7 separate regions of the Homo sapiens genome follow, and regions 1, 2, 4, 5, 6 and 7 are each linked to region 3. A link is a loop called in an ENCODE intact Hi-C map of the cell type or tissue named here. Cell type or tissue: mammary epithelial cell. All regions are shown on one strand. Region 1 overlaps NOSTRIN (nitric oxide synthase trafficking). Region 2 overlaps CERS6 (ceramide synthase 6). Region 3 overlaps LOC105373734 (a long non-coding RNA gene). Region 4 overlaps ABCB11 (ATP binding cassette subfamily B member 11). Region 5 overlaps CERS6 (ceramide synthase 6). Region 6 overlaps CERS6 (ceramide synthase 6). Region 7 overlaps CERS6 (ceramide synthase 6).

Region 1 (4,000 bases), 500 kb after region 3:
CACATAGGAGATCCAAACAACTGAGCAGAATTTGTTTTACGTATTTGTTATGAGGCATATCGATTCTGCCTTTTAAGAAGCAAAACATTTGATAGGCTATTCTGTGTCTTTAATCCTTTATCTGGGAGACAGAAGGGCAGACGGCCACATTCAAATGACTGGTGCCTGCAATTTTGTGAAAGCCTCAGGGGACTGCCAGCGTAAACCAATCCATTTGACTCCCATTGACATATGAAAATTGGGCAGCTTCAGAGGCAACTAAGAAGATTGCCATGGGGGCGTGGCTCCAGGCTTCCAATCCAAATGTCAGGACACTTGATACAAAAGCTAAAGTTGCATGTGATTGGCACAGATGTTCATAGTTACTGCCTGAGCCTTTTACTACTTTCATTTGCAAGCAGTGTTCAAATGACTATATACCAAAAAACAAAATGTGGTATATGCATACCATGGAATATTATTCAGCCAAAAAGGAAGGGAATTCTGGCACATGCTACAACATGGATGAACCTTGCAGACATTATGCTAAGTGAAATAGCCAGATGCAAAAGAACAAGTAGTGTATGATTCCTCTTGTAAGAGGTATCAAGAGTAGTTAAATTTGTAGAGACAGAAAGTAGAATGGTGGTTGCCAGGGGATGCAGAGCGTAGGAAATGAGAAGTCGTTGTTTCATGGGTACGGTTTACTTTTGCAAGATGAAAAAAGTTTTAGAGATGAATTATGGTGGTGTTTGCATAATAATGTGAATGCACTTAATGACACTGAAATGGATGCCTAAGGTGGATAAAATGGCATGTCATATTATGTAAATTTTACCATAATTAAAAGTATAAAGAAATTTAAAATAATTTTAATCACCATATACCATAGATGAATTAACAACACAGGGATATAGAGGAATACCATACTGAATCAGGCCAATGGGCTCCTGTAGGAATTTCAAGAGGTGAGCAAGGAGAACCCAGTGATCTTTGTGACTCTCCATTCTCACCTCTCTTGCACTGCCAAGGGCCTTGAGACATACCCATCTTTCTTCTTCCCTATGGTCGTGTTACCCACCAACTTCTCCAAAGCCTTGTTCATGAAAGATGATTGCTGGTGCTCTTTGTGGGATGCAGGAGTTGGGATGGTGGGTATGAGAGCAACTGAGCTGGACTTCCCTGGATAAAAGGATGAATGCCCAGGCCTTGTATTTTTTCTTTCTTTCTTTCTCTTTCTTCTTTTCTTTTTTTTGAGATGGAATCTCACTCTTTTGCACAGGCTGGAGTGCAGTGGCATGATCTCAGCTCACTGCAACCACCACCTCCCAGGTCCAAGCGATTCTCCTGCCTCAGCCTCCTGAGTAGCTGGGACGACAGGCGCCCGCCACCAGGCCTGGCTAATTTTTGTATTTTTAGTAGAGACGGGGTTTTGCCACGTTGGGCAGGCTGGCCTTGAACTCCTGACCTCAGGTAGTTCACCCGTCTCGGCCTCCCAAAATGCTGGGATTATAGGCATGAGCCACCGCACCTAGCCAGGCCTTGTTTTTACAAAAAAAAAAAAAAAAAAAGATGGGAAGAATTTTGTCTTGGACACCTGCCATCTCCATCAAAGCCCAAAGTCCCCTGGGCACATACCCAGCAGCCTTACACTGCCCCCACATGGCCTTGGAGTCTCCCTGAATACTCTGCCTGAGCCAGCCTTCTCTAAGAATGCTTAGTTGCTAAAGCTTTCTGCCCCCTGTAAAACCACCAGTCAGCAACTCAGTTGGCATGGGTCCAATAAGTAACATTTTCTCATTTTTTTTTTTTTTTTGAGACAGTTTCACTTTTGTCACCCAGGCTGGAGTGCAGTAGCATGATCTCGGCTCACTGCAAACTTCACCTCCTGGGTTCAGGCAATTCTGCCTCAACCTCCTGAGTAGCTGGGATTACAGGCGTGTGCCACCATGCCTGGCTAATTTTTGTATTTTTAGTAGAGATAAGGTTTCACCATGTTGGCTGGGCTGGTCTCAAACTCCTGACCTCAGGTGATCCTCCCACCCTGGCCTCCCAACGTGCTGGGATTATAGGCATGAGCCACTGTGCCCGGCCTCTAAAATGTTAATAGCTAACAAAGCAAATGTGATTCCCCTCACTTTCTTATTTACCCTTCCTACCTAAAAGTCATAAGTCTAATAATGAAACTTCTGTCATCTCACACAAAATAAAGAGGCTATGTGTCTACCTGCAAACAGCGGACTCTGACTCCCAGGCCTAATTTTAGGCAGAATTATAAATTGGTCAGACTTTGGGATTCTTCTCTTGTCAAATAACCTCCTTAAACAGAGAATTTGTGGCCTGTCATTCTCTTCCCTGCAGACTAGCAGAACGCCTTGAATGTACTATAAACAATTCTAAAACTATTGGGTGTCTCAATGCATTTCCAAGACATGGATATGGGCTTTCCTGGGCTTCACCCTCTGGAATTCTTCCCAATTTTTTTTTTTTTTTTTTTGTAAAAACAAGGCCTGGCTAGGCGCGGTGGCTCATGCCTGTAATCCTAGCACTTTGGGAGGCCAAGACAGGTGGACCATCTGAGGTCAGGAGTTCAAGGCCAGCCTGCCCAACATGGTGAAACCCCATCTCTACTGAAATTCTCTGGAATTCTCTGGAATCCATGATTGTGTCTCAAATGCTTCCTTTTCTTCTTTTCTCCCCCTTCCTCATAAACTTAGGTAACCCACAGCATCTGCCTATATGCCTTTTGGGTCAAAAGAGCCTGGGGAAAGTGTGTGAGTGATTTAAGATACCAAGACACATTCCTTCCTGGAAATCTCCCTCCACTATGGTTTGGATATGACATAGTCAAGAGGCTAATCATGAGACTTTGTTCAGTCTGTCTTCAGGTGTGTCAGTGTTTGATGAGTGACTTCCATTTTGCATAACAACTGGCTGATCTTACCCCAATTTTCATTCTTTTCAGAGCATTCTGGAGCTGGAGAAGGAAAGAATTCAACTTTTATGCAATAACTTAAACCAGTACAGCCAACATATTTCTCTTTTTGGCCAAACCCTGACCACAGTGAGTAGAGATGATCTCTCCATTTCTGGTATGCCTGGTAAGAAGGGGCAGAAACCTTTCTTCGACAACCTTATTCTGTTCCCCTTGGCATTGCAGTGCCACACGCAGATTCACTGTGCCATCAGCAAGATTGACATTGAAAAAGATATCCAGGCTGTAATGGAAGAAACTGCAATTTTATCTACAGAAAACAAATCTGAGTTCCTGTTAACGGATTACTTTGTGAGTATGAAATGGAAAAAAAAAGTTACATTAATGGAGAATCTTAGGTACTGAGGGACTTACATTGAAAAAATTGAAAGCAAATATCATGTTTTATCAATGAAAATGATTTCTCATACCCCATATAAATTTAAAAAACCCAGCATTCTAGTTTACAAACTGTACAATGGAAACATGTCTTTGGTATTTTCTAGAAGTAAAGAAAGTCAAGCAGGGTTTTAAACAGAATCTTCATATTCGGTCTTCTATAAAAGTAGTGCCAGGCAGACATGTTTCAATGACCTATAATTAATCACTGTATATCACGTGGTGCTTAAATTGGTTGTCTGCACAAATTGCTGTGCAACAAATTACCGCTCCCCACCCCCACCAAAATAATGGCTTAAAACAAACATGTATTATCTCATAGTTTATGTGGGTCAGGAATTCAGTTGTGTCTTAGCCAGGTGTCTCTGAACCCCTCCCAAGGCTGCAATCAAGGTATCAGGTTGGGCTGCAGACATCTCCAGGCTCTTCCTCCAGAAGACTCACTTCCAAGCTGACTCACAGGGCTGTTGGCAGGCCTCCAGTCCTCGCTGCTGTTGGTTGGAGATATCATTTTCTTGCCATGTGGGTCTCTCCATGTCTCAGCCTACTCCCCGCAAAATGAGTGATCAAGACAGACAGAGCCAGAGTGCCCAAGAAATTATAATCTCTTGTAAGCTAATCTCAGAAGTGACATCTCATCATATTCTA
Region 2 (4,000 bases), 350 kb after region 3:
GAAATCCAAGGAAAACAGTTCTAATCCCAAGCATTTGGGGTAAGGGATACACAACGTATATTGTGTTATTTTTGTACATTATATCATTTAGTCCTGACAACAAATCAGAGGTCCAGTTTGATTATTTTATTATTTATGCTTATTTTATGAATGATGAAACTAAGCCTTACATACAAAGTGCTCCTGACTGAAGACATGGTCTTCTAGTCTTGTTCTTCTCCAGTAACCCTTAGAACCAAAAGTCATGTCAGCCAGGACGTTTTCCTTTGCTCTCGTTTTTGCCACTCCGTATACCTTCTTCCTTAATGTCACTGACAAACTTACAGTTCCCTCTCCTTTTGCCCACTCTATTATGTAGTCTCTTAAACAGTCTTTCTATCTAAGTAGTCATTCTTGTTTATCTGCTGCCTAAGAATTATGTTTCTAAAACCTTCAAGACAAAGTTCAAATACGTGGAGGATAAAATGCAATGTCTTAATCCAATTGAGCTAATACAAAAAAATGCCAGATTGACTGAGTGGCTTATAAAATCTATTTCTCACGGTTCTAGAAGGTGAGGTGCCCCAGATCAAGGCACCAGCAGATTCAGTGTCTGGCAACAGCCCACTTTCTCATAGATGACAACCTTCTCACTGTGTCCTCACATGGTGGAAGGGGCAAGACAGCTCTATGAGGCCTCCTTGTGAAAAGGCATGAGTCCCATTCACAAGGGCTTCTGCCAAAAGGCCCCATGTCCTAATACTATCACTTTGGGGGTTAGAGTTTCAATATATATATTTGAGAAGGACACAAGCATTTAGTCCCCAGCAAGCAAGATATGTTCGCCTTTGCACCCCCATGACTATCAGTGTAGCTGCTCATCGTGGGAATCAGTAAGTTGAGGGTAAATGAATAAGCAAAATCAGTTCCTTTACATTATGATGGAGCACAGTACTGTAATGTATCATTTCTTGGTTAAATCAGTAATCTGCTAAGTTGCAAACTGGTATCCAAGTGGCAGCTGAAAAGCGTTTAGGAGTCTGTGGGCCTACTACTACCCAAGTCCCCTGTCCCCACATATGCTCCTTCCACCATCCTACAGCAGTGGCTTACTTGGCTGGCAAAAAGCTATCTTTTCTGACTTGTATGGCTACAGGGCCCTTAATATGGTATATATCAGCTGATTCTCAGAAGTAGGTGGTCCCTGTCAAAGCGAGCTTGGGCATAACAGATGACTCTTTGACACCCGTAATTTGTGGTTCCCTTACTCATTGCACCCAACACTCCGAGTTGGTTTCTGAAATCATTTACGGACTCTTTAGTGATGGTATGTCAAGGGAATCTCTTCTGTCCTACATGAGGGAGCCTTCTTTGGTCATGTAGTGTCAATACATGTAGACTGATTATTTTCTGTGTGCCAGGTACTGTGCGAGGCTCATGTTGCATTTATTTTCTTTTTTGAGGAGACCTTTTGTCCAGGTAGTCACGTAAAACTCTTATATAACAGAGAGCTAGAACATTCTTCCTTTTTTTTTTTTTTTAACTTGGGAGAATTGATGCACAGAGTGAGTTTATGTAAGTTTCTCAAGGCCATGCAATATAGGAATGAATTAGAGGCTAGGCTTACCAAGCAGAGCCCTGTGATTCACTCTTAGATTAGACACATACATAATCCTTGCCTTGCCATGCTCCTGACATTACAGGTAGTTAGCCTTTAACAGCTCTTTGCCATTTTATCAGTCCTTCTCTTGCTTAGTGAGAACTAGAGGTGCCATCCAGAGTCAAAAGCAGGAATAGCTGTCCTTGGCTTCCAGAAGCCTAGTCCTAGTAAGACATTGCTATACCAAAAGTTACCAAGTCCCTGCACTAGCTTGAGCTTTCTCATCACATGTGGAATGTGGCTTTGCAGTGAGCCAGCAGGGCTCAAAATATCTTTATTGCTGTATTAGTTTGTTTTCGCACTGCTGTAAAGAAGTACCTGTGGCCAGGCATGGTGACTCATGGCTGTAATCCCAGCACATTAGGAGGCCGAGGTGGGTGGGTGGATCACTTGAGCTCACAAGTTCAAGACCAGCCTGAGCAACATGACGAAACCCTGTCTGTATAAAATATACAAAATTTAGCCAGATATGGTGTTGTGCACCAAGTGAGCCAAGATGGCACCGCCGCACTCCAGCCGGGGTGATAGAGCCAGACCTTGTCTCACAGGAAAAAAAAAAAAAAAAAAGAAAAAAAAAAAAAAAAAAAAGAAACACCTGAGACTGGGTAATTTATAAAGAAAAGAGGTTTGAGGTTTAATTGGCTCACGGTTCCATAGGCTGTGCAGGAAGCATGATACTGGGATCTGCTTGGCTTCTGGGGAGGCCACAGGAAACTTATAATCATAGCAGAAGGTGAAGGAGAAGCAAGGCATGTCTTACATGGTGGAGCAGAAGCAAAAGAGAGGGAAAGGTGCCACACACTTTTGAACAACTAGATCTCAAGAGAACTCACAATCCCGATGACAGCACCAATGGGGGATGGTGTTAAACGATGAGAAACCGCACCCAGGATCCAATCACCTCCCACCAGGCCCCTTCATATTTGGGGATTACATTGCAACATGAGATTTGGGAGGGGACACAGATCCAAACCATATCAATTGCTTTAAGCCAAATGACTGTTATCTCAATAATTTTCGTAGGTGAATTATTTTGGGGGATTGAAGTGTATCATTTTGTATTACTTTAACATATATAACATCAGTGGAAAACACCTGTAAAAGGGATAATTTTATAGTAAAGTTTGTGGAATTGATCCTAGGCCTGTATATATTGTCAGTGTTTAGAAATCGATTGTATATTTTTTGCTAGTCAATATGAATAGCATGTTTTAGATAGGTAGCTCCTCTTGTCTTCTGCTGGTCAGATTAGATTTGTACATTCCTGATGCAGCTGGTTTATTCTTGTTTCTTGCACAAAAATGGGAATTTGGCCGCTACCAGGCATGCTTACTCCTTGGCACAGGTTTTCATTAGGAAGGCCTTTTCCTCTGCTGCCATCTCTCATTAGGGAGCTGCAGTGCTTGCTTTTCCCCTTTGCGTCTTGCTGAATGGCCCCATGGGTCCTTGGCAGTTCCATCCTTATTCCGCCTCCATTTGGAGGACCTGCTGTTCTAGCCATTAGTGAGGATTTATGGCACATTCTGTCTGCCAGATGCACTCTCCACCTTCTGTATTGGAACTATTAACTGAACCCTCTAAAAACAGCCTGCTTCCTTATGATGGGATAGGGATGTTTGAAGACACCCATTGGCAATACAGTATGGAAATCAACTTCAGAAGACGTTCATGAGGTTGTTAATAGAAGAGTTATCACAGTGTTTCTTTGGCTCCCATATTAAATAACAATGAGTGTCAATGGCCATTTTCAAACAGGGACCAGGATTTATAAACATTGGCTCCAAATGCATGCCTCAGACTTCTAGAATCAGTACTTTAAATAGGTTTGACAATCATTTATTTTGATTTATTGGGTTCACGAATTTTTCTAAAATGGTTTTGTATTCATAAACTCTTCTTTTTTGGCACCTTTTTTTTAAATTGCTGTATTTCCATATAGAATCTGAAGTTTAAAAATGAGGGGAGAACTTTTCATCTTCATGGTGACAGAACACATTGCCTCACTTGTAATCATTTCCAGAGTTGGTACTTATTTGGTCAGTGATGAGAAATACTATTAATCTTCCCAAAGGGAAGATTAGATGAAAAATAAAAGATGTTTAAAACATCTTTTATTTCCCAAGGCTTAATTTTTGTTAAAATTGTATCCTTTAGCACCTGTTCACAATGAACATTTCTACTGCCATCTAAAATTTCCAAAGGAAGCTAATAAATATTTTTGCGTTGGAGCTCAGAACAGCTTGCTTATGTCTAAGCCCTATGTCCCTTTTAACTAAGCTGCTGTTTGGCTTCAAGGCCTGGGCCTTTGGCCAATGAGTTCTGCTCATGTTCAGAGTCCTTCTCAGGGAAGCATCCCTGGCA
Region 3 (4,000 bases):
TCTTATGCCAGGATCACAGTTAATTAATTAATTAGATTAATTAACCCCCAAACCAAAAAAAAAAACAACCATTTTCAAGGAAGTAATACATGTAAAATAGCTGATACTTATTTGCTTACTAACACAAATGCACAAATTGGTGGAAGTTCAGACTGAGGTACTGGTTTAGTGGAAGGAGGAAAACAGAATACTTCCAGTCACTGGATTTTTCTAAGTGCTGGCTACTTTAAGTCAAACTACTCAGATGTCTAGGATCTGGCTTTCGTTGACTGTTCTGAAGGGTCTTTGTTAGTTGTACGTCAGTGGAAAAGAGACTGAGATGATGGTATTTGGTTGGGATGCAGCAGTCTCAACAACCCAATCCAGTCCTACCTCAACCATGTGTCACACTCCTAGCCGCAGCTGCCCATGGAACAGAGAGCAAAGCCAGGCCATTGCATGCATTTTATTGCCATGAGGATTTCATCGCCATCCTCAACACAGATCCCAGCTGAGCTATTCTGGACCATGTTGATGATGCTTTGTGCCAAGGGTAGACATAGACTGAAGGAGGTGTGCACCACGGAAAGTAGGCTGGCAACTTCTTCTAAAACAGCTTCCAATTCTCTGTGCTCCAGCTTTCACCAATCCAGTGTTGAGGAACAGACAGCCTCTCAAGCAGATGCAGCCCTTCCCCAACAACCCACCATCCTCAGGACTCCTCTTTGGAGAAGCAGCAAGGGAAGAGGTAGTGCAAGGAGAGTGGTGAGGAGTAGCTAGAGGCTCACAGCTTCTTAGCTGGGACCTCCGGAGTCCTCCTGGGTGATGGTTGCTAGAGAAGTGAGCGGCAAGGTGGGGGACTTAGTCTCCTGGTTTTTAAATCCCAGGTTCTTCTGAGGAACCCCAGAACAACTTCCTGCTGTCTCTAATTCCTCCTCCCTACAGCTGACTTTGGAATTGCTTGGCTTGGCGTTGTTGACATGATAATAATTATAGTCATTTTCATTAATTGCTCCCTATTAGAGCCTAATTGCCATGGAGTACAATAAAATTATGCACATCATTCAATGTGCCATATTAACTTCAGATTTTATTCCATTATAACAGTAGATTTGGTTCACTTTTACATATTACTGCTCACACGACTTAGTTATATACACTTTTTTTTTTTTGATAGACAAAAACAAACCTATTTCAAGTAGCCAAATCAGTGTAACCAGCAGGGGAGCCTCACGGGGGACTGGGACTAAGAAAAGGGAAGTTGTCTTTTTTCTGTGCTTCCCCTTTGTTCTTTTCTCTTTCTTCTGGTTATCTTTTTCTGCCTCTCCATGCACGTGGCAGCACATGCTCTTCCACAGTGGGCTCCTGATGTTTGATGACCTCCATTCAAGTGACAAGCCTAGACTGATGGCTATTTTCATTCTGCTTCCAAATTCCCAGGAGAAAGTGTCCAAGTAACTCAGCTTGGTTGATTATTTCTGATTCAATCAAGTGTGGTCAATAGGATGGCATGACAGTTCAAGAATTTCAGGGGCTCCCAACCTACGGGTGGTTGGGTGTGTGAGGGTGGTGGTAGAGAAGATCTCCAGTTTGCAGGGGTCCCCATGGTTGCGGACCTGTACCAGTCTGTGGCCTGTTAGGAATGGGATTGTACAGCAGTAGGTGAGCGGCTGGTGAGAATGAGCATTACTGCCTCTGAGCTCTGCCTCCTGTCAGATCAGCAAGTGACATTAGATTCTCATAGGAGCGTGAACCCTATTGTGAACTGTGCATGCGAGGGATCTAGGTTGCACACTCCTTATGAGAATCTAATGCCTGATGATCTGAGGTGGAACAGTTTCATCCTGAAACCACTCCCACCCCGACCCCCTGCCTGGTCTGTGGAAAAATTGTCTTCCACAAAGATGGTCCCTCGTGCCAAAAAAAGTTGGGGACTGCTGCTTTGAGGCTTTCTGTAAGGTGGGGGGTAATAATGCAGAGAACCTGTCTCTTGGGGTGGTGGTGAGTGCTGCAACTGGCATTATTCACAGGGTACTTTGCACAGTGCTGGCACATAGAAATCACTGAATATAATGTTTACCATTATTGCTGTTATTATTATCTCTTTGGGTCCTTAAAACATTTTTTCAGGATTTTTAGGTGGGTATTATTTCAAAATCCATAAAATACACCTAAAGATTTATATGAGAAGAATCCAAAAATCTCAGGGAAATCATATGAAAGAAATTATTTGTTTTCCTCAAATCTCTGAACGACAGTTTAAACATTTTCACACACTAGATCTAATTTTGGAGAGCTTGGAAACCTGGCCTGTAAGATTTCACTAATCCAGGAGGGGGCAGGCTTCCCAAACACAAATGTCCTCTGCTGAGGAGCCGTGGCTCCAGGAGAAACAAAGGCGCGTCGGTGAGAGCCGTTTCAGAAATCTAGTATTACCTTCAAAAAAATGTAAGAAATCAAAAGCAACTGGCCTAGAAGAATCCCTGGCTGTGTCATCCAGAGGCACCTTGTCACCTGCCAGGCCAGGTCGGCTGTAAGCTTGTGAAGTAAGCAAAAGAAATTTCCCGTGTCCCCACCCACTCCTATCTTTGCTTTTGTTTCTGGTCCTCTGCCCGCTTCCTGCCTGTGCCTTCCTCATTAGTCTTTGTTCCCCTCTCCCATGACAATCTATCTTTGGGAAAAATAACTGTGATTTAAATGTTTATAGAAGTAAGGATCCTAGGAATATTAGGTCGCTTCAAACACTTTCAAGCGCGTGATAGTCACTAACAAGGGAACTAGCCCTACCAGGACTAGTATTAAGAGAGATGGAGGATTCGTGGCTTAAAGCAAGGGCATTGAAGGTAGATAGGGCTGGGTTTCAATCCTGGCTTTGGTGATAACACATTGCCAGCTCTGTGACCACTTCCCAGCTCCTTTACCCTGGGTAAGTTACTAAGCCTCTTTCTCCTCATGTGTAGAAGGAGGGTAGTGTTAGAACCTATCCCAGGATTTCCTCAGGATTAAAAAGGAGTGTGCATGTCTAGTACATAGTATTTGGCACATAAGACATATCAACTGTAGTTGTTATTATAATAAAAGTTTTATTATAGTGATATGACGTTAATAAATTATTACAGTAATATAATTTTTTATTACTTTGGTTTTTTTTTATCATGGTCCTATTTTATACCACACATTAGACAATTTCTGGTGTATTACCTTTAGGTCTGAACTGGAGGAAAAGGATACATTTTAAATGAAACATGACATGTTAGAACACAGAAAAAAATGAGCGGGATGAAGTTTCTGGAAACTCCTATAAAAATTTGTTGAAAGAGTTGTGGTCATTGGAACTGAAAAGTATGAGAATAAGAGCTTAAGAGCATGCATCTTGAAATGCAGGAACGGCTGGAGGGAATCCCGAGGGGCCTGGACAACCCTAATCCTCTAGATCAGGAAGGTTTTGCCCTTGTTTCTGTTAGTTGCCCAAGGGGAATTACTGCCCCCACCTCAGTTTATGTTTATTTCTCAGTTTAGAGGTTTTCAGAACCAATGGAATGACAGACCCATGATTACAAACTCTCAAGGGAAACTTTTCCCCTAGAGCCCAGACCACTGAGATAGAAAATCACCTTTATTGTCTCCCTGAGCCGATGGGTGCATTTCCTGATTCATTCCCTCACTCTGAGTATAGCCCTTCTGAAGACCAGGATTTCTGCAGGGGTTGCAGTTCCAACACCCAGCATTCTGTATCTCCAGGCCTCACATTCTGCCCTGGCCTGAGCATTCTAATCCAAGCCTCTAGGTGGCCAAGCCAGGCAACTCCCACCCTGAGTGGCTCTAGCATACATGCACGTACTCACTGCTCTGATTTTTCCTTCTCACTTCATCTTTGACTCCAGGAACTTTCTTTACTTTCTTCCAGCATTCAGCCATGTCTTAAAGGAGACTTGTTTTACTGGATCCAGAATTTCTGATTATTGTGGAGCTACATGGTTTTTGGATTGTTTAGTTGACCATACACCTAGAGGCAGAAATT
Region 4 (4,000 bases), 570 kb after region 3:
TCTGGACTCCCTTCTGTTCTGGTGATGTATCTTTCAAATCTATAATAGTTTCAGTATCTATTGTTTTAATTTTTGTAACTGTACTGCATTTCTATCCCCTTTTCATCTTAAACTTTATTTTTTTCAATGAAAGATATATATGTACATAAATCTTTTAGCAGTTTCTTTCAGTATTCACCTTCATCTTTTACAATAAGATGTTTTTATTGTAAAACATCTTATTTGTTTAAATGTTTAACTGTTTAGTTTCCATTATGAAATATGAGGACCACAAGGATCCAGTTCTTTTTTTACCCATGTCCTATCCCATCCCAACCTACCCCACATATTTTCTTGTTCCTTTCATAATCTATCTATAATTCTGCTTTAGATCAGTATTAAGCTTTTACATTGATGTGACTTTGTAAATAACATTCTCAGATGAGTCATAAGGTAAAATAAAAATATATTTTCTTTTTGTGTAACTTTTCTTTCCACCTAGAGCTAATAGCTAAAAATCTCCAATCTCACTCTCTTTGTCTTCTATTACGCATTGCTAACTTACCCTCAAACTCTAGCAGGGGGTTCTGTCTTCTCTCAGCATTCAAACCCACCAGGCATTCTAGCAGCACCATGTTTTTCTGGGGGACATTCCTCTCAGAACCCATTTCCCTGCCTCAATCTAGCTGACTACTTCCTCTGGGTACAGCACACCTGTAATCCTGGGATCTCCTTCCTAATCATCCTGGAGATTCCCAGCACCTCATTCTTGAGTTAGGTCATCTGTTCTTACATCCCATATCTTCCTATTTTTTTTATCTGTGACCTTATTTTTTAAAAAAAAAGCCCCCTTTTGTGGCTTTCTGAGAAAAGATGGGGAGTAGAGGTGTTGAGACCTGCATGACTGAGAATGTCTTTAGACCTCTCTCATTCTTGAGAATAGCTTTGCTACATATAGAATGATTCCCCTTAGAATTTTGAAGGCAAATCTTTATGAATTTTAGTTTCATTGTCAAGAGGTCCTATGTCATTATAGTTCTTTTGTGTGTGTGTGTGTTTTGTTTTGTTTTTTGGTTTTTTGGTTTTGTTTTTTTTTGAGACAAGGTCTTGCTCTGTTGCCCAGGCTGGAGGGCAGTGGCGCGATGTTGGGTCACTGCAGCCTCAACCACCTGAACTCAAGCAATCACCCCACTTCAGCTTCCCGAGTGGCTCATGCCACCATGCCTGGCTAATTTTTGCTTTTCTTTTTTTGTTAGAAATGGGGTTTCGCCAGGTTGCCCAGGCTGGTCTTGTACTCCTGGGCTCAAGCAATCCTCTTGCCTCGGCCTCCTAAAGTGCTGGGATTACAGGCATGAGCCACTGTGCCCAGTCACATGATTATAATTCTTTATCGATTATATGTCACACATTCCTCCTTCTCTCCTGGAAAATATTCTCCTTTTCCCTCATTTTCTAAAATTTCATACTGTGCCCAAATAGGATTTTTATTTATTATATTCAGTATTGGGTGAACTCTTTCAGCTTGGAAATTCATATTCTTCAATTGTAGGAAATGATCTTAGACTATTTTTTAAAATAGTCTAAATTTATTTTTTTAAATAAACTCTCTTGAACTAGACTATTGACTAATTATTGCACCACCTGAATTGTTACCCTCAATTTTTTCTTTTCTTATTTTTTCCTACTTTTCATCTCTATCTTTTTGTTTTACTTTCAGAGAAATTTCCCCAACTTTATCTTCCAATCCTTCTATTTTTTTTTTTTCCTGTTAACTTTTATTAACTGGGGTTATAAGGAGAGTCTGGTCACAACACACATTATGAAAACATTAGGAAATTACAGAAGGACTTGCAATAAGTTTAAACAGAACAAATTAAGCCAACCCCTTGGTCATCTGAGAAACAATAAGGTAAAATTGCAGAGACCAAATCTTTGTCAGCGATAAAGGATACAGAATAAAAACGTAGACATCATCGCCCCCTGGTGTTGTAAAATAAACATGCAATGTTATTTATTTATTCATTTTTGAAGTTGTAATCTTCTCCTTTGTCACTGAGCCTCAATTATTTCCCCAATTTCAAGCCCTCTTTAGACAATCTTTTCCCTGTCATCAATAACTTTCAAGTATCTTATTTGAAAATATAATTTGTACTAATTCCTCTTTCAGACTCCATAAATTCCTTTCCAGGAAACTGGCCACCTCCCAGCACAAGAGCCTATGCTCTTGCTCTTTGAAATGCAAACCAAAACAAGAGCTTTAGTCTTTCATCAAAATTAGAGGATTAGCATGCATTTATTGCAAACCTTAATTTCCTCTAAAAGGCATCTTTACTCTGCAACTTACTCGTCATTGCCATTTTTCATAACCAGAATGCATTCCTTCACCGTCTGCCTCCTGACTTGGCAACCATCAAGAATTCTGGCCTGACCAGTTAACTTGCTAAACCATCTTTGCTGTTATATACCAGGAAACACTGGAAAAGAGACATAAATAATATACCTCCATATCCTAGTGTCCTGGCTTAATTTATAGGCAGAATTTCGTTTGTTGGCTAAGGGAAGAAAAACCATCTACGTAGAGTGAGCTTGGGAGGAAGCTGGAGTAGGGAGAAAACATGATGGCAGGATAGGTTGGTGGGAACCGTGGGTGCAGTCCTGCTCCCAAGGTTTTCATTTCTGTGACAAGAGCTCTTTTTTGTATGTTCACTTTTATTGATTCCTGTTTTTATTTAAATAGATGGAAATATGTTCTCTTGACCCATTGAACACATTTATTACCATTTTTTGAGTGTTTTTCTAATCACTGCATTGGCTCTGTTACTTCTAATTTCCTTTCTCCAGCTGCCCTATTGTTGCTTTTGCTTTATATGTTAAAATACTTCCTCAGTGTCTGGTGGTCCTTGGAAGTCAATTCCCATGCAAGGAGGAGACACCAAAAAGCCTGGGGAAGCTCTGATCGAGTGGGTGCTTGTTGGTTGACAGGTGGGCTTCATAGAAGGGTAATACGGCTGGAAAATTTTCTTAGGATTCCAAGGACGGAGTCCTTGACCTCTTTTCTTTTTCTTTTTCTTTTTTTTTTTTTTTCGCTCTGTCGCCCAGGCTGGAGTGCAGTGGCGCGATCTCGGCTCACTGCAAGCTCCACCTCCCGGGTTCACGCCATTCTCCTGCCTCAGCCTCCTGAGTAGCTGGGACTACAGGCGCCCGCCACCACGCCCGGCTAATTTTTTTGTATTTTTAGTAGAGACGGGGTTTCACCATGTTAGCCAGGATGGTCTCAATCTCTCGACCTCATGATCCGCCCGCCTTGGCCTCCCAAAGTGCTGGGATTACAGGAGTGAGCCACAGCGCCTGGCCCGACCTCTTTTCTAAGATTGGCCAATTTCCCCAGAAAATCATTCTTCAATCTCCTGCCAGAAGAGAGGGGCTGGGAGTTCTTCTGTTCATACACAGCTTTACATTCAATCCCCCTGTCTCTTGTATGTTAGCTGCCCCTTCAACTTCATCTTGTGTCTCTAAGTGCAAACCTCCCTGTGAGCCTCCTCAGAGAGGGAGTATGCAGTTTCTCGCTGGAACTGGGGAAAGGCAGCCATCCTGCTGCAGGCGGGGCTCTGCAATTCTGTTTCCATACAGGCTTTTGGTCCATTCTTCTGTCTTCAGTCCCTCTGTCCCCTTGTCTCCTCCTTCCAGAAGGATCCAGTGTTTTTACATCTTGAAACTTTCTAGGGGTCTGTGGTACAAAACAGGATGTTTCTAGGCTCCCCCAACTAACAGGTTACATTTTTGTTTTCTCTCATCTTGTAACTCTATTATCAATTGTCCATTTGCTTTCTGGCTCCCAAGATTTTGCAGGTGGCATCACTGTGTTTTCTTCATTCTTGTAGATTCCTGCCGCCTTTAGTTCTATGTCATTCTGTGGTGTTTTGAGGGAGCAGGGGCAAATGAGTGCTTTTCTGCCATATTTACTTGCTTTTTTGTATAAAACCTTATGAAACTACAGCAAAGTAAAATGCGCTATTTTCAT
Region 5 (4,000 bases), 430 kb after region 3:
AGGCTGAGAGAGAAAAATATGTGCAGTATCTCATCCTCCCCCTGTACCAGGCCATAGCTTTGAAGTGTATTTTGTAAATTCAACTATAGGTTAGTCAGAATGCTGTTTTTCGTTAATTAACTTAGCCTGTGTTGATATCTCCTCCTTCCTGGTCACATTCAAACCTTCCCAGAGTACAAAGGGGTATGTAGAAAGGATTCCAGAAGAAGTAATACTTTATTCTCTAATGTTAATAGCTTTTCTGGATCTCTTAGTAGGGGGAAAGTAGAAAATCGAGTAGAATTTGGCCTCAGGTCAATAAATGATATAAAAACATGTGTTCTATTTATGTATATATATGTATGTTTCTCCAAAAAGTGATAAAACCAAAATATCACTGACTCATCCCTACCCATATTCTTTTCATAAAACCCACTCACCAGGTACAATAGAAACTTCCCTCCTTGTTTGTCAGCCTCCTGTTCATGTTCCCCACACACCTGAAGGTGGTAGAATCTTTTCAGCCTCTTAGCCAGTGAGCTAAATATGGCTAAGCACAGGTCATAAGAGCACCTAAGGCCAGCATATAAGCCAACTACAGTTCACCTTTCCAAATTTGGTCCTATGGATGTTGAGCATAGGGAAGCAACTCTCAGTATTTTGGATTATTCAAGTGTATGTGGTAAAAATGCAGATGATTGCTGCTTTACCCCAGGGTTTATTAGCATCCTACTTCTGCTGGGCTGCATCATTATATAATGCCACAGGCATCTAGTCAAGGTAAAGAAGCCAGAAAGGTTAGGCAAGAAGTGAGATAAAATCAGATCACCTTTGATCAAAATGGTTGGTGAACCTCCACATGTCCAGTTCTGTTGCCAAACTTTCCATTCAGAGTATTTGGTGGAGTTTGAATTTGAGCAAACTAAATGCCTTCATCTTAGGTAGAAAGGGCCTGAATCTTCCATTTTATATTCAAACCTCATTGTTATTTGGCCTAAGTAAAAAGTCAGATTTCATTTCCATTTACCTGAGTTCGCTTTAAAGAGCTTTTCAAAGAGAGCTTTATAGACACCCACAATTGTCCCCAATCTCTTCATGATGTTGCATTAATAGTTGTTTTTGTCCCTTTCTTGGAAATGTTAATGCCAAAGTTGCCTGAACATTGGGCGGTTTTCTTAATTTGAAGTATAAAAATTATAAAGAGTAATTCCAAAGGTATTAAAAGATTGTTTAACAGTATGTGTGGTGATGTCATTATCTCCAGAGAGGCTTCAAGAAATCCTTTGGAAATAAAAAGTTAAATGTTTACATTTCATGTGGTATTTCAGGTCTTCAGGTTCTGATTAGCTTACTTTTTTCCTTTGTCTTTGGCTGATTTCTGCTTTGTAGATAAATAATAATAGCCCTGAGATGTTTCTAACATTTAAATAAGAAAAAAATCAAATCGAAGTCAGCCTGCTGGAAAAGTGATCACATGGCAGTTGCAGTAACTTGTATGGAAAGAGAAAATGCAATGAGCCCAGTTACTGCACTTGCCACTACCATGCTGTCCATGGAAGGAATAATCAGCAGTTCAGTTGTCACAAGCCGCCCTTGAAGAAAACGCAGCAAAATATTTTAAAATGAAGATATTGCAGTCCCCAGAGCCAGTGAAGGTTTCTTTTGGTAAAATGAAATTGTGCCATTGTCAAAGTACCCCGTAGTGATGAGCACTGACTGGTTCACTGGCCACATTTTAGTTCTTCATAATAATAGGCCACAAAAGGGCTCTGTGGTTTGCCTCCATGTGCACTGGCCCCTCCCCACCCCTAGGGGGCACTCAGTAGCTGCTGAGAAGGCCTGTCCACGAGGCTGTTGGAACCCCTCCAATAAATACTTAGAGGTAGTGTATCTGATGCTTGTTTTCGTGGAGAAAATTGTATTGGAGAACTTAAAACATCACGAATATTTTTAATAGGATCCGCAGACACCCAAAGGAGAAGCTTGGTCTTTTCCAGGTATTTCCAACTTGAGTTCAACCCAAAGCCTTTGAAAGGAATGCATTACCACATGACCACATGCTGAGACCCCATGGGGTCTAACACGGGACCTAAGAAAGTCTCTGCAGCCAGATAGTACATGGTGTCTCCACAAAACTAGGCATTCTGGAGATTGCCCAGAAAGGGATGTGAGGGGACCGTTAAGATCTGTCTTGCTTATCTCATGCACTCACATTCCTTCAGCCTCCTGGAGTTCCTGATAAAAGGAAGCCAGGGTGTGGACATTTTTTAGCTATTGATTTCCCAATAGCTTGTGGATCAGTTGTACACCCACACTTCCTTCTCTGCCTAATTCCGTTTTTCTGGAAAAAGTAGTATGCCCATGTATGTGTGTTTTTCTTAACACAGGTCCATGAAAGTTTGGCTTCCTGGTTTGATGTCTGTTGCGTGGCCTGGAAACCAGGGAGCAGCAACTATTGAGATGGTTTCTGTGTTCAGTGAAAAATTCTATTTCATTGAGACAATTTTTTCTTTATCCACAGTAATTTTTTGACACTGTCATCATGAAACTACCCTTAGGAAAATAAGATTACCTGCAAAAAAAAAAAAGAAATGAGTTATGGAATAGGAACAGTTATGTGATGATTCTGAAACTTTAACTTAGAGCTTCATTACTTTAAGAATGGAAAACAACCTCTGAGTTTGATTTCCCAAAGTTTCATAAAGCCCCTAAGCTCATGATTTTCATCAACTCTTTGCCCACATAGTCATTTACCTCCACAGCCGTTTGTTGTCATAGAAGGGGTGGTGGTGTTTGGATTTGATTTTTTTCAACTTGCAGTGAGAAATAGGATAGGTGACAAAACCTTACTTGTTTTCTTAAGACAATTCAGTGCTTGAGCATCTCTGTCAGAAATGGAATGAAATACTGTTAGCCAATTAGAATTATTTTATGTATTGTTATTGTGTTTTGCTGATTTTTATATGAAAATATAATTATTCATTCTTGATCTCTGGAAGCAATCATTATTATGAGGATCATTTTACTTTGGAAACACTTTCATAATAAAGATAAGTATTAAGAGTGCAGTGTAAGTGCCCTTTACTGTAAATGCTAACCAGCTCGTGTGGGTAAAACATCACATCTCACCTGATGAGGTTAATAAAGGCTCACATCATCCCAGTAGATTGTTACAAGCCTCGTCAACTCCCAGTATCATTGTGATCATTGAGAAAGTAATGTTACGTTAACTTGGATAGACTGTAGTATCTCTTTGAAAATTAAGATTAAAACCTCAATGCTAAATTTTATGTAGCACTTTATTCTGGAAAACATGGTTTATAGAGATCATCTGAAATATATCAGGTTATGCTTATTTTTAAAAAAATTTTAAAAGAGGCACCTAGGATAAACACCCAAAGCACAACACAAAACTTCCCTTCTCTGTGTATGCACCCCTCATCGGAGTTTGGCCCACATCATCTTCTCTTGGTTTGTACCTCACTTTGCTAGAACTTCTCTCCATCTTTCTCTGTCTTTCCTGTGAAATACCTCTCTCAATCTGCTCTTCTGCTCTAAGCTTAGGTCTTCTAGTACTCAAAAGCCGTAAAAATAGCACTGAAATTCAACCAGACACCCCACCACTATCACAAGTATTATAAAAAATAAAGCAGATACCCTATTAAAATCTTATAAACATTATAACCACCCCCAACAATAGAATAACTCATGCTGATTTCAAGCATGAGTTATTCTAATAAGTTAAACCACCAACATTCCTCTGAGACACAAAAATACAGACTATGAAAAAATATACTTTTTTGGAATCCATGAATTCTTCAGTTCTACAAAACATAGCATAATCTAATGCTATAAGCATCTGTCTTAGTCTGCTTTCTGCTGCTGTAACAGAATACCACACACTGGGTAATTTATAAAGAATGGAAGTTTATTGGGCTCATGGTTCTGGAGGCTGGGAAGTCCAAGAGCATGGTGCTGGAAACTGGTGAAGGTCATCACATGGCAGAAGGTGCCACATGGG
Region 6 (4,000 bases), 360 kb after region 3:
TGTAATTCAGGGTGCAGAAGAGTGACGACCAGGAGCCTCTTCTTCCAGTGTGCTGCAGAGGGCTGCAGCATTACAGAGAGCCACGCGGTGCTGCTGGTCTCGGGCTCTGGGCACATAAATTCGGGTCCTCAGGAGTCCCACCTCTCTCAGGAGGTCTTGGTGGCCCTTGGGAGGTTTGGTCATTCAGCTTCTCATGGGGAGTTTCTCTCAAGTCAATTCTAGGGGCCTTGGGAAAACACCCACTTTGGCCGTTTATAGCTCTGTCTCTCTCCCTGAAGTCGTGAACTCCTTCACTTTCCATCCCCATAAATATAAACAAACCCGTTCATCTGTCCTTCCCTTTGGCCTCCTGAAAAGAGGCACCCCTTCCACTCAAGGCTCACCCTTGCACCTTTGTTCTTTTTGTTTGTTTGTTTTTTGAGACGAGTCTCGCTTTGTCGCCCAGGCTCGAGTGCAGTGGCGTGATCTTGGTTCACTGCAACCTCCACCTCCCGGGTTCAAGCGATTCTCCTGCCTCAGCCTCCCAAGTAGCTGGGACTACAGGTGCGTGCCACCACACCCGGCTAATTTTTAGTAGAGACGGGCATTTCACCGTGTTAGCCAGGATGGTCTCGATCTCCTGACCTTGTGATCTGCCTGCCTCGGCCTCCCAAAATGCTGAGATTACAGGCGTGAGCCTCCGCACCCGGCCGCACCTTTGTTCTTGATCCCCATCTCTTCCTGTCTTCCAGGAGTAGACCTTGTTCTGTTTGTTAGTCTGTCACTTATATGTGTTTTCCAAAGTGTCTCCTCTTTCCTGCCTCCTTCCTCAGAGTCATTTTCCTCACACGTCCGTTTCTGAGAAGCAACCTGCTATGGTAGTTAGATACCTGAGCTCTGGAGTCACACAACTGGATTCAGAGCTGGCTTAGCCCGTCCTTACTGTGTGACTAGAGAAAATGATGTGGCATTCCCGTGCCTCAGTTTCTATGTAAAATAGAGTTTCAAAGTCATACTTGCTTTATAGGGTTGTTGTTAAGAATAAATGACAGTGTCAGAAAGAAGAGCCTTTGGCACATGAGAATTAGGCAAATCAGAGTGTAAATAGGAATTCACCAGGTAGTCAAGGTGGGATGGGGCCAGGAGCCAAAAGAGGAGAAAACGCAAGCATCACAGCCAGAAGAAAAAAAAACAAAAACAAAAACAAACCTGCATGGCCAGAGGTCTGCATAGAGACAAGAAGCAGCTTCCAGGAAATTCTGCAGCTAGAATTCTGTATGTTTGTGAGGGGTTGGGAGTAGGAAGCTCAGGCAGTTGAAGAAAGAGGAGTTAGAATGTGGAGGATAAGGCTGAGGATGATGACAAGAGTTCCCCAAACCCCTCCTGACAATTTACATGCCATCCCAACCTGGTTGACCTGAAGAAGACTTTTTCCATCTTCTATCTAAAGCACAAAATTGAGTCCCTGGTTACCCATTGTCAATTTAGGCCTCAAGACCTTTATAGTAAATGGATGATGGCTTTTGAGTCCTGGGATGTTTCTGATTTTAGTAGAACACAATCTGCCCCCTACTGATCATTCTGGATGTTTTCAGCCCGAATGGGTTTATTTGATATCATAAAGGGTATTTATGTCTCTGTTCCAGGGGTTATTGCAACAACAAAAAAAAAATGGAGAGTTAATTCTGCTAACCCTTGCATCACTTAAGACTGTTAGGTTGAGTATGTTTTAAATGTCTCAGAAGTGACCTTTCCCCATTAAAAGCTGTGCAAACTAGTGTGATTGAGCCAAGGGTAATTTAAACAGAACCCAGAAGGTGTGTCTAAAGACTTTCATCTCCAGGCACTTGTGATTTAGCAAGGCTCGTAGTGATAGAGAGCTTCTGAGGATCTAAAGTTCAATGAATAGAAAGACATATGTACAATTAAGAAAACTATCTACATCATTTGAAAGCAGAGTGTATTTGGAGAGTGTGCTTTTGATGGGGAGAGGAAGGGAGGCATGAAGGAGGACTCCAGGGCATTGGAAATCAAGCTCCATGCTCTGGCCAGGCCCATCAGAAGCTAACCAACAGCACTATCTTACTGTTTTCTATTGTGCAAATAAAATTTTATTGTGTCCTTTTCCATGGTGATAAAATAACTAAAGATTAAATATTAACTAAATAATTCACAGTAGACAAGATTATGAGTTCTTGATCTTGAAATGGGGCCATAAATGTTGCACAGGAGAAAGATTGGGTAAACTCTGCTTATACAATGGTTATTTCATTTCTATATGTTTCTAGAAGCCATAAAGTAATGGCACATCTAGCAGTAGAGAAAATAATACTGAATCCAAAGAAGCATCTTACTTTTAAAAGCTTGTGAAGTCTCCTTGGTTTTCAAATTGTTTTAAAGCTGTGGTTATACTTGATCATGAGAATTTTGATGGTTCTCTTTCTTTATAGTTTATCTGAATTTTGAGAGTAATATTGAATGGATTACATCCGGACAGCTATGAAAATTAAATCTCTTGACACATTTTTTGGTCTGACCCAAATGTGTTGAAGTTAGCCACGAGCCTATGCCATTGCCACATCTTAGATAATATGACTTTTCCAATATGATGCTTTCCCATATGTCCTTTGATGTGACTCTAAGGCAGGGCATAAAGCTTTTCTGTAAAGGACCAGGTAATAAATATTTTAATTTTTGGGGACGTGTAATCTCTGTTGCAGCTTCTCAGCTCTGCCACTATAGCAAGAAAACTGCCATAGACAATAAGAAAACAAATGGGCGTGGCTGTATTCCAATAAAACTTTATTTGCAAACCCAAATATGGCCATCTGGCCCTTTGCCTATCTTTGCTGTAAAGTAGGATAGCCTGTTGTGCATATTTGATGAACAGTGGGGATGTCAGATTTGAGAATGGCTAGTAGAGATAATTAAATCACATCAGTATACATTTTAAAAACATTTTGATAGTAACCACAGAAAATTCAACATCTTTAAACCAATTAATTTCATGGCACTTGGTGTTTTTAAAATGAAGTTTGTGTGTTACAGTTATCCCCCTCAAGGACCTAAATGTGTATACATTTAGTCCAAAGGGAGAGAAATCTATAATCTATTGGGAAAAAAGTGTTGAAGTAGATTCAATTCTAGATCTAATGTGAATGAAGTTTTATTCACAGACTGAATTTTGGAGAAGGGAATAATTGATTCCTTCCTGCCAGGACTCCTCCACCTTATAATGGAACAAACATTTCCCAAATAAGTCACAGTTCTTCATTCCTTTCCAGATTTTCCTGTAAATATTTATCTTAGGGTGCATAGGCTATACATAAGAAAAAAGTGAGTTCTAGTTAGAGTTTCGAAGAGCCTTATGTGAAATACCTTTCTTTAAATGGTCCGTTTAACCAGCTCTCTTATAGTGAGCCAAAATTCAAAGCCAGTTGAAATAGAAAAACCAAATAATTCGTGGGAGATTGTACATACATTATGTGAACTCTTCACATCATAAGTTGGTAAGAGATGGTTATGATTCTCCTCAAATTGCCTACTGGGGAGAGACCCAGAATCAACTGATTTCTGTAAATCACCCCAAATATACTTTTATTATTTAGCCATTGTCTTAAGACCCTACACAATTTTTTAGTCCTTTATTTCTTTGTTTTGTTTTTTAACCAAATTATTAAAGCTTTAGAAGTTGTACTGCTATTTATTCTAGAAACCACCATAAGACAGGACAAAGCAGCAAATTATTCTGATGTGAATTTCTGGTACTACATTTCATTTTTGCCTTAAGGACGTATTTTGTGATTTATTTGCACACATTAGTTTTAATATTAAGATTGTTAGTATACCATTTGGGGGTTTTGGTTTTCTTTGTTTAAGAGGTTTTATATATATTCATCCTGATCATCAGGACTTTACCCATCTCCAAAGGCTGAGAAGCTATTATATTTTTATATTCCCTTAATGGAAAAGCTGCTTATGATTATTCTTGGTGTATGTAAATTTTGTCTGAAATCCTCAC
Region 7 (4,000 bases), 410 kb after region 3:
CAGTATTGTGGAGAATGTAAGCTACAGCCGGGGTGCAGTCTTGTTAAAAGGAAGGAAATTGGAAACATCGTTCTCAGCCTTGTAATAGCCTTGATGTTGACCAAGATGTTATTTAAGCCTGGAGCTTTTATTACCTTAGGAAAACCAGCACAACGAGGGTTGCTTGTAATCATGACTTAATTACCCGACTTTCAGGTTTTAAATGCCCACTTTTTTTGTTCGGAGTGAATTTTAAATGCATTTCTATCAGCATCTACTTTAAAATGGACAAAACGTGCTAGCAGATTAGTCATCTTAGGTAGAATCTACTTTCATTTATGTTTTGTGTAGGTCAAATGAACATCCATGCCAGAGAAACGCACATCATGAAATACACTGAGGTCTGTCTGGGAAAGCAAAGTCAAGACCATTCAAAAGCTCTGAAGTAAACCACACCCTAATTTTGACCACAAAGTTCATTTTACTTTTCAAGGTATCGTCACTGACATTCTGTAGCACTCCTTAAAGTGAAGCCCTGACTCTGTTCCTTAGAGAAGAAATCTTGGCTCTGGATATTTGACTTGGGTCTAATTATTATTGTGGGTTTTTTTAGAGATCATTCCAAAAACATACAACCCAAGGCTCAGATAGAACTCTTTGGTTAAGGTAGGGGAGGAGCGGCGGAGGCAAATTTGCGGTTACTTGACATGGCCAAGGGCCATGGTATCATCAAAAACATGCACCTGTAACCCATTCATACGGTAAGATCACCTGGGCCATTGTTATCGTCTTATTACCATTATGTGCTGCTGCCTATATGTCACTGGAGTATTTAAGATGTACAGGTCTGAAAGAATGTTCATCTAATTTTACATATTACGGAGAATGGATTTAAACTCTTACTTGGAAGTCGCATGAGAATGGGGAAATTGAGCATTGGAGGTAGGTTTTTTGGAGTAAGATGCCAGTGAAGGTCTTTTTACACTGCGCTCTGTGACATTATGAGACTGCAGTCCTCAGGTTGCAGGGTAAAGCATAATGCTTTAAGTCACAGTGATGCTTAGAATGCGAATCGGTACGGCCTTAAGTATCTTCTTTAAGACTCCCTTGTGTTTGCCTCACAAAAAAAAAGATTGTGAACTGTTCTGCATGAATGTATGCATCCCACACACACATATCCCTTATGTCTATGATGATCAAAGTTAAGATGAAGAACCCATAAAAGATAAGAATGAGCTGAAGTAACTACAGGGCATGGCCAAATTAAATCTTAGATTCATTAAAATCACCCACCAAGGCTAAGATATTGGGGTGGTCACAGGTGTATCAGGGCATCAGCAGTGAAATGCATGGAGCACAGCTTTGCCCTGTAGGTGCATTTCTGTCAAATGCAGGATGAAAAAAGGTCAGACTGATGCCTCTTCATTCATTTGATGGGATGCCCATTCATTTGATGGGATTTTTAGAATGAGGGGTATAACCTGTAGATCAAGTGTTTTCTGTACTGGGACTCACCCTTGGCAAAAGGTTTGGGCAGAACAAACCCGCGTGAGTATGTACTGTTCATGCATGATATGCCATCTAGTGGTTAAGTGAGCCTAACATGAATGAAAAGAAAAATGGTCTCAGGTCCCTTCTGCCTCTATACTCTCCATTAGACAACAGTAGAGGTTCGATGCTATTATTTGGAAAGAAAAGAATTTATTTTCTTAGAAGCCATAGGTTGAATACAAATTCATCTGTGACCACCCCAATTGCTTAGCCTTGGTGGGTGATTTTAATGAATCATAAGATTTAATTTGGCCATGCCCTGTACTTACTTTAGCTCATTCTTACCTTTTATGGGTTCTTTATCTTAACTTTGATTATCATAGAACTATTATACAGTTCTTTATTATGTGTGTGGGGGATAAACACATTTATGCAGAACAGTTTACAACTGTTTTTGTGAAGCAAAAACAAAGTAGTCTTAAATAAGATACTTAAGGCCATACCCCTTTGCATCTAAGCATCTAAGGAGAACCCTGATATTATAGTAATTATTAAAGCCAAAAGCTGTACGTTGTGTGTGTTTTTTTTTGTACATATGTGTTTTGTTTGGCCCACAGGGTACTGTCTTCCATTTTATTTTATTGGCGTATAATTCCTATATACAATATAGTGCAAAAAATCTTTAGTATATGGCTCGATAAATTTGTATGTATGTATAACCCACGTGATCATCACCCAGATCAAGATACAGAAGTGTCCAGCCTCCCTCAGATCCCCCCAACCCCAGTCAGTCCTCCCTCAAAGACAACCACTGTATTAGTCAGGATTCCCTAGAGAGACAGAACTAATAGGAGGTATATACAGGAGTTTATTAAGTATTAACTTACACGATCACAAGGTCCCACAGTAGGCTGGCTGCAAGCTTGAGGAGCAAGGAGAGCCAGTCCGAGTCTCAAAACTGAAGAACTCGGAGTCTGATGTTTGAGGACAAGAAGCATCCAGCACGGGAGAAAGATGTGGGCTGGGAGACTAGGCCAGTCTCGCGTTTCCCATGTTTCTGCCTGCTTTATATTTGCCGGCAGCTGATTAGATTGTGCCCACCAGATTAAGGGTGGGTCAGCCTTCCTCAGCCCGCTGTCAAATGTTAATCTCCTTTGGCAATACCCTCACAGACCCAGGATAAATACTTTGCATCCTTCAATCCAATCAAGTTGACACTCAGTATTAACTATCACAACCACTGTCCTGAACTCTGTCACCATAGGTTCATGATGGCATCATTAAAGTACATACTCCTGAAGTACCTCCCAGAAATAAGATTCTATAGTCACCATTTTAATAGTTTGCCCAAAAAAAGAACAGTTTCCTCAATTGTAACATTCTTGGGCCAAACAAAGGCTCTTTCCTGGGTTTACTGTTTGTTTATTTATTTATTTATTTATTTATTTATTTTTTTGAGACGGAGTCTTGCTCTGTCGCCCAGGCTGGAGTGCAGTGGCGCGATCTCGGCTCACTGCAAGCTCCGCCTCCCGGGTTCACGCCATTCTCCTGCCTCAGCCTCCCGCGTAGCTGGGACTACAGGCGCCCGCCACCACGCCCGGCTAATTTTTTGTGTGTTTTTAGTAGAGACGGGGTTTCACTGTGTTAGCCAGGATGGTCTCGATCTCCTGACCTCGTGATCCGCCCGCCTCGGCCTCCCAAAGTGCTGGGATTATAGGCGTGAGCCACCGCGCCCGGCCGGGTTTACTGTTTATTAGAGTCCAGGTGTCATATGTTCTCTCTGTTCCCTAGTATAAATTCCTACTATATTGTTTTTCTTACCATGCTTCTCACTGAGAGATATATCCGTTTGGTGCACTGATTGTATTTTCTCAAGTGTCTCTACAGGAAGCCAAGTCGATTTTCAAAGAAAATCCCATTACTTTTGAGCAGCATCTCAAAAGTAATCAGAGGTGCCACTGATTGTCATGGCAAAGCCTATAAATCCTGATGCAGTGTTTCAGAAATTAATGTGAATGCCATGTCGCCAACGACTGTTCTGACATCCTGTTCAAATTAAGCCAAGCGGTAGCATCAGTCCTAGCATCACAATGGCGAGAAAGCTTCTCAGTCTATAATCCAGCAAAGGTTAACTTATAATGAATGGCATAATGCAGTCATTGTTGCTATTTACACAGAACCTCTTTCTGTTCAAAGGGAACTAAAGTTTCTCTGAATATCAATATGTGTAGTATGTCAAGAAGCAGAGCTAGTTTTGAAATAAAATTATTCTTATTATTCCAGAGCTTTCTTCTTCATATTTATTGGATTGTTGGATTAGCAAACACGTGGTCAATCAACAAACGTGTCTAGCCAGCATGTTACTTCCAGGTGTCTTGCAGGGTGCTGGAGATAGAAAAGTGTAAGGTGTGTGAGTCCTCCCACACCACCACAGAGTTGAGCCTTGTTGTCCCCCTGGCCTGCAAACTGATGTTTAAAGAGATAACTGCTTCTTCGGATAATAAACAAGGCAGGAATATAGGCATTATCC

The links. Hi-C counts contacts between places; a loop is a spot of excess contacts. Peaks named below come from ENCODE experiments on the same cell type or tissue, not always from the same donor. Only the 100,000 strongest peaks of a DNase experiment are listed, where the experiment ranks them.
Region 1: a loop joins it to region 3, with 23 times the contacts of the local background. A loop is called at or near these places in 8 of 110 quality-filtered maps.
Region 2: a loop joins it to region 3, with 9 times the contacts of the local background. A loop is called at or near these places in 81 of 110 quality-filtered maps.
Region 4: a loop joins it to region 3, with 13 times the contacts of the local background. A loop is called at or near these places in 91 of 110 quality-filtered maps.
Region 5: it touches region 3 in a loop (8-fold over the local background); 14 of 110 quality-filtered maps call a loop at or near these places.
Region 6: a loop joins it to region 3, with 8 times the contacts of the local background. A loop is called at or near these places in 58 of 110 quality-filtered maps.
Region 7: it touches region 3 in a loop (14-fold over the local background); 97 of 110 quality-filtered maps call a loop at or near these places.

What each region holds. Positions count from the first base shown.
Region 1 is chr2:168,848,140-168,852,139 of GRCh38, forward strand. NOSTRIN (nitric oxide synthase trafficking) reads left to right here. Exons shown (of 16, transcript NM_001039724.4): 9 at 2,945-3,043; 10 at 3,140-3,265. Among named protein-coding and RNA genes, the nearest start is that of SPC25, 40 kb to the right of the region's middle. In mammary epithelial cell, a CTCF peak has its summit at 1,652; a DNase peak (open chromatin) is centred at 3,822.
Region 2 is chr2:168,696,049-168,700,048 of GRCh38, forward strand. The region is part of intron 6 of CERS6 (ceramide synthase 6); the gene reads left to right. Among named protein-coding and RNA genes, the nearest start is that of CERS6-AS1, 88 kb to the right of the region's middle. In mammary epithelial cell, a CTCF peak has its summit at 1,761; a DNase peak (open chromatin) is centred at 1,853; H3K27ac peaks cover 349 bases.
Region 3 is chr2:168,344,498-168,348,497 of GRCh38, forward strand. LOC105373734 (a long non-coding RNA gene) reads right to left here. Exons shown (of 6, transcript XR_923559.3): 4 at 3,821-3,985. Among named protein-coding and RNA genes, the nearest start is that of STK39, 99 kb to the left of the region's middle. In mammary epithelial cell, CTCF peaks have their summits at 2,306 (motif pointing right) and 3,762; no DNase peak of the experiment used is centred here; H3K4me3 peaks cover 505 bases; H3K27ac peaks cover 640 bases.
Region 4 is chr2:168,918,816-168,922,815 of GRCh38, forward strand. ABCB11 (ATP binding cassette subfamily B member 11) reads right to left here. Exons shown (of 28, transcript NM_003742.4): 28 at 1,966-4,000. Among named protein-coding and RNA genes, the nearest start is that of G6PC2, 20 kb to the left of the region's middle. In mammary epithelial cell, a CTCF peak has its summit at 1,964 (motif pointing left); no DNase peak of the experiment used is centred here.
Region 5 is chr2:168,772,088-168,776,087 of GRCh38, forward strand. It overlaps CERS6 (ceramide synthase 6), which reads left to right. Exons shown (of 10, transcript NM_203463.3): 10 at 1-3,047. It overlaps CERS6-AS1 (CERS6 antisense RNA 1), which reads right to left. Exons shown (of 3, transcript NR_045787.1): 2 at 2,734-2,864; 3 at 1-2,551. Among named protein-coding and RNA genes, the nearest start is that of CERS6-AS1, 12 kb to the right of the region's middle. In mammary epithelial cell, a CTCF peak has its summit at 1,796 (motif pointing right); no DNase peak of the experiment used is centred here.
Region 6 is chr2:168,704,207-168,708,206 of GRCh38, forward strand. The region is part of intron 6 of CERS6 (ceramide synthase 6); the gene reads left to right. Among named protein-coding and RNA genes, the nearest start is that of CERS6-AS1, 80 kb to the right of the region's middle. In mammary epithelial cell, a CTCF peak has its summit at 1,556 (motif pointing left); no DNase peak of the experiment used is centred here.
Region 7 is chr2:168,757,848-168,761,847 of GRCh38, forward strand. The region is part of intron 8 of CERS6 (ceramide synthase 6); the gene reads left to right. Among named protein-coding and RNA genes, the nearest start is that of CERS6-AS1, 27 kb to the right of the region's middle. In mammary epithelial cell, a CTCF peak has its summit at 1,558 (motif pointing left); no DNase peak of the experiment used is centred here.